Linked DNA regions of Homo sapiens: region 1 is linked to region 2. A link is a loop called in an ENCODE intact Hi-C map of the cell type or tissue named here. Cell type or tissue: GM12878. All regions are shown on one strand. Each heading gives the region's core, and the rest is flanking DNA. Links, peaks and the distances in the headings are about the cores only. Region 1 overlaps RCL1 (RNA terminal phosphate cyclase like 1). Region 2 has its middle 46 kb from the start of JAK2.

The links. Hi-C counts contacts between places; a loop is a spot of excess contacts. Peaks named below come from ENCODE experiments on the same cell type or tissue, not always from the same donor. Only the 100,000 strongest peaks of a DNase experiment are listed, where the experiment ranks them.
Region 1: it touches region 2 in a loop (2.4-fold over the local background); 2 of 110 quality-filtered maps call a loop at or near these places.

Annotation. Positions count from the first base shown.
Region 1 is chr9:4,813,827-4,816,637 of GRCh38, reverse strand. All of the region lies in intron 1 of RCL1 (RNA terminal phosphate cyclase like 1), which reads right to left. Among named protein-coding and RNA genes, the nearest start is that of RCL1, 22 kb to the right of the region's middle. RefSeq lists an enhancer at 908-1,057. In GM12878, for the core only: no CTCF peak of the experiment used is centred there; a DNase peak (open chromatin) is centred at 1,447; H3K4me3 peaks cover 1,841 bases; H3K27ac peaks cover 2,403 bases.
Region 2 is chr9:4,938,073-4,940,883 of GRCh38, reverse strand. No RefSeq gene overlaps it. Among named protein-coding and RNA genes, the nearest start is that of JAK2, 46 kb to the left of the region's middle. In GM12878, for the core only: no CTCF peak of the experiment used is centred there; a DNase peak (open chromatin) is centred at 1,683; H3K4me3 peaks cover 330 bases; H3K27ac peaks cover 1,504 bases.

The DNA.
Region 1 (2,811 bases), core at 166-2,665, 120 kb after region 2:
TACTGTGATTAAGAAAGATGCATCCCAAAAAGGGCTGCGGATAAAGCACAAGGAAAACAACAACATTAATTAAATATAATATTATATAAGCAGGGGGAAAAATTCAACTAACTGGCTTAATTATTCCAGAAAAACCACCTGATAAAATTTGGTATCTATTTCTCAGTCAAATTCTATTTTAAAAAGAATGGCAAATGAGTTTGCTAAATGTAACACAGAGTTTATATTTTAAAACAGAAGACTTTAAAGTTCACAGAGAATGTATCTTCATGGTAAAAGGATAGGCAAGATTTATAAATTGGATATTAAAACTATGAAGTATTGTTTATCAAAAGACTACACTGAAAGTGTCAAAAGACAAGTCAGAGTGGAATAACATATGTGCAATCCTTTAACATATCCAGAATATACCAATGAATCAACAATTAAATAAGAAAAAGACAGAAAAATGAGCAAAATATCTGAATGGAGACTTCATAAAAGAGGATATCCAACTGACCAATACATCAAAGAAAAGGTGCTCAGATCAAGATGGCCAGCTAGAAATCCTTCACAAAGACGGCCAAAACAACAATTAAACAACTAGACTTTAACACAAATAACTGAGGAAGGGTGCCAGAGTGCATCAGAAGAGTTTATAAAAGAAACTCGAGATGACCACAGAGAGAGCAGAAGGAAATGCCAAGCTTCTATCACCCCAATCCCCAATCAGGATCAGCTGGGAACCAAAAGGACTTCTCCCTGCTGCAAGGAGGTAAGGAAGAGGATCCTAGCGATCCCTATCAATACCTTAGACACTTACAGACCTCACCACTGAGGAACCCTGCAGTCCTCATAGGCCTAAGCTGCCTGGAGTATACATACGTAGCTGTGCTCCCCACAGAGAAGGAGTCAACACCGTGCCCAGCTCCCTGTGGCCTGCGCTACACTATCCTGGAATTAGAACTATGGCTGGAGTGTGTCTTGCTCCAGGAGCAAGCAGCAAAAACTCCCCTTTTCCCGTGAGGATACACCCTAGACCAGTGGCCCAACATCCTCAAGCCGAGCTTTAAGCGGCTACTGTACCTTTCAGCATGGTGCCAAATGAAGATGGAGCCACTCCACCTACCCCTACCCCACCCCACTGGGCCAGATCTGATGCTTCCTGGATAAATTTTAAAATTTGCAGTTGCAAAAAAAAAAAAGAAAAGAAAAATACTGCAGCTTAAGACTTCAATGAATGAAATAAATATAATAGAACTAAAATAGCAGACATGATCAAGCATAAGACACAAATCTCTGAACTTGAAGATAAGTCTTTCAAAATTACCTACTCAAAGAAATAAGAAATGAGAATGAAAATGAAATGAGAACACCTACAAGACTTACAGGAAATCATTAAGCAAACAAATGTTCATGTTATGAAAGTTCCAGGAGGAGAAAAAAGGAAGCACAGAAAGCCTGCCAAATGAAATAGGTGAAAAGCTCCCAAGGCTGATAAGAGGTATGAACATACAGATCTAGGAAGCTCAAAGGTTCCAAAATAGATTCAACCCAAAAGGGTCTTCCCAAGGCATATTAATAGTTAAACTGTCAAAAGTGAAAGATAAAAAGAGAATTCTAAAAACAGCAAGAGAAAAAGGCATCAAGTTAATACAAGGAAATCCCCATTACACTAAAAACAGATTTCTCCAGAGAAACCTTATAGACCATGAGAGAATAAGATGATATATTCAAAATGCTGAAAGAAAAAAAAAACGTCAACCAAAAACACTATACCCAAAAAAGCTATCCTTCAGAAATGAAGTCTTTCCCAGACAAGCAAAAACTGAGGAAATTCATTACTATTAGCCAGGCCTTACAAGAAATGCTCAAGAAGGTCCTACATCTAGAAATGAAAAAATGATAATCACTACCATGAAAAAACATGAAAGTATAAAACTCACTGGTAGAACAAATACACAAAGGACAAAGAGAAAAAAATCAAACCTTATCACTATAGAAAACCATCAAACTGCAATGACAAACAATAAGACGGGAAGAAAAAAAGGAGACACGAATCAACCAGAAAACAATTTTTATAAGGACAGGAGGCTAAGTACTGTGGCTCATGCCTAGAATCCCAACACTTTGGGAAGCCAAGGCAGGAGGATGATCATGCCCAGGAGTTGGCGACCAGCCTGGGCAACAAAGCGAGACCGCCATCTCTACAAAAAATACAAAAGCCGGGCATGGTGGCAAACACCTGTAGGGAGACCAGGCCGGAAAGATTGCTTGAGCCCAGGAGTTCAAGGTTGCAGTAAACTATGCTTGTATCACTGCACTTCAGCGTGGGCAACAAAGTCAGACCCTATCTCTAAAAAAAATTTTTTTAAATTTCAAAACCCCCTCATGATAAAAACTCTTACGTTAGGTATAGAAAGAACACACCTCAACACAATAAAGGCTGTATATGACAAACTCACAGCTAACATACTGAATGGGGGAAATTTTATTTTATTGTATTTTTTTAAATTATACTTTAAGTTCTAGGGTACATGTGCACAACGTGCTGGTTATATATGTATAAGTGTGCCATGCTGGTGTGCTGCACCCATTAACTCGTCATTCCCCCCACCCCATGACAGGCCCCGGTGTGTGAAGTTCCCCACTCTGTGTCCAAGTGTTCTCATTGTTCAATTCCCACCTATGAGTGAGAACATGCAGTGTTTGGTTTTCTGTCCTTGCGACAGTTTGCTCAGAATGATGGTTTCCAGTTTTATCCATGTCCCTACAAAGGACCTGAACTCATCATTTTTTATGGCTGCACAGTATTCCATGGTGTATATGTGC
Region 2 (2,811 bases), core at 123-2,622:
GCCTTCTGCTCCGCTGGCAAACAATTCAGTTATACAGTACAGCTCTTGATTAAATATAAAAACACTTCTCCCACCCTTTTTCTGTCATAATAATAATTTTGGTGCATTTCTTTGTATACATTGTTTTTTATATACTGCAAGAATTTTTCATGTGGCTAAAAACTACTGAGTCTCAATATTTTTCTGATTCGCTACCATTGACTTACCTAAGATATTTCCACTAGGACAATATAGATTACATATAATGTTTTTTTCATAATCGTTATTTGAAATGGCTGTATAATCTTCCATTGAGTGGATGCACCATAATCTAGTTAAACTATTTCCTGTTGTTAGATTTTAGGCTGTGACTAATTTTTCACTATTATGAATAATTTTCCTGTGAGAAGTGCAAACCGTAGGCATATTTTTTTAATCTCTGGATTATTTCCTTAGTACAAATACCCAGGAGATTCTACTAGGTGAAAGGATGAGAATATTTTAAAATCTCCTGATAGCCAGGTGCAGTGGCTTGCACCTGTCATTCTACTTACTTGGGAGACTGAAGCAAAAGGATCCCTTGAGCTCAGGAGTTCAAGAACAGCTTGGGCGACATAGCAAGACCCTGCCTCTAAAAATTACTAAATAAATAAAACTAAAAGATCTCAATACATATAGCTAAATCAATTTCTAAAAGACGTTTCTAATTCTACTGGTAATGTACTATAGTACTAACAAACATTAAATATTATTATAAATGTTGCTATGCTTTGTAGCCAAATGAATGGAAGGGGTATCTTATCACTTTTAAAATTAAAAGTGAGGTGGAACATTTTTCCATGTTTGTTAACTAGATGATCTCTTCTTCTCAATATCTATTTACTTTATTATACCACGAAGGACTTGAAGAGCTTTCAAGTAGTGTTTGTCAGTAAGAAAACATACTCTTTTTGTTTCTTTTTTATGTAGGTGTTTTGTGTGGGTCACTCCATGGATTCATAGGTGAATCTATTCCCTCAAAATGAATCTATTGGGAACATTCTTTAAAAAAAAACAAACAAACAAAAGTAACAGAGCAATAGCAAGATCTTTCTGAAAAAGAAATTGCTGGCACATTTTACCAGCATTTACCTTGATCCAAATCATTGAGTTTAGAGAGAGATCCAGTCAATTTAGCAAATCAGCCAAAAGCAACAGTATATGACAGATCAAATTCCATTGGAACAAATACCACACAGACTGGGCAATTCCAGGGGCAGATATAAGACAAATGAGGGGAAGTTGAAGGGAGATAAGATTGTTGGCTGATAGAAAGGAATTTCTAACAACTAACTCGAGCCCCAAATAGACAACAAAGGAGCAACAAAGATGCAAAGATGGTCAGGAGGAGTTTGGAGGATTCATGCAGGAGGGTGTGGGAGGCCTTGTGGTGAGTAGACTGGATAGGACCCCTAAAGTCCCTTCCAACTCTATTTTCCTTAGAGTGGCCCTTGGACCTGAACTTCCTGGTCCTGGGAATAGGAGATTGCTTTGTACAGGACAGAAAAAGAGGAAGAACCTGTCCCTCTCTTCTTGAGGGTGGGGCTGACCATAGTCAGAATTTTGAAATAGAGTTTATCTTTGGCATCTTCTCACTTCCCTTTCTGTACTTTTGCTTACCAGCTGCCCAGTATTCCGATGGGGGTGTTAGCCTCTAAGCAGTGCCACTCCTGCATTACTTCTTTCTCTTTAACCACTTCAAAACTCCCATTCTCTTAACACAGCTAACCTCAGCTAGCTGTTGAAAGGAAAGCAATCTGTTTGAACCATTTCACTCTAAAGCATGACCGACTGATAGTATCATGATCTTCCCAAACAGATACGAATTTTCAAAACAAGATGTTTCTAAAGCCAATGGCATCTTTAACAACATGTGGTAAATTAAACCCCACTTAATAACCCTTCTGAAGTTCAAGTTCCAGCTACATTAATTACTGTCCCTCAGTATTGAGGAAATTACTAGGCCATCCTGTGTTTCAATATTCTTATCAGAAAATGAGGAAGAAATACAACTAAACCATATAATTTATATAAGCTGCCTGGCATAATGCTTGACACATGGGTCTTATTGTTAGTTATTATTGTCCCCTTTGCAGTCATCCATGCAGAGGTGTAATCATGTATTTCTTACTCTCATAACGCATATTCCTTGGGCTGGGAGGTGAGTCTCCAAGTCAGAGTCTGGGCAGCTGACATCCTTGTTGTGTAAAAGGAGGATTTCCTCAAGTTCAGCAGCCTCTATTATCCTTTTCTATCACATTATTTCCTGCCATTACATTTTTTTCCATTCTCTTTACTTTGTGTTTTATTTGTTTGTTTGTTTGTTTGTTTGTTTGTTTGATGGTTGAATTAGGAAGTTAAATTTTGATTTGAAAGTTTGGTTAATTTATTCTCCATGTCTCTTCTTTTCTGATATGGACATTGAAAGCTATAGATTTCCCTCTGAACAACATGTTGACCATACCCCACAGATTTTGTAGAGTAATGCTTCTGTGCCCATTCATATTTATGTGATTTATAATTTCCATTTGATTTTGTCCTTAGCCCAAGAGTTATTTCATTATTGATTTGTAATTCATAAACAGTCTTATTATCTCTATATTCTTATAATAAATAAATGTAGCACTTTAGGCGTTAGAGGGCCAGCAAGCATTTGGTGGCTACACAGCCTCTTCTCTTCATCTTTAGAAATGATGGATCTCAAAAATTTCCATTAAGTACAGGTATGCTTTAAATGAAAATATGCTTCATTAAACATATTTTCAAAATAATGCAGTATTGTGCTTTCAGTAA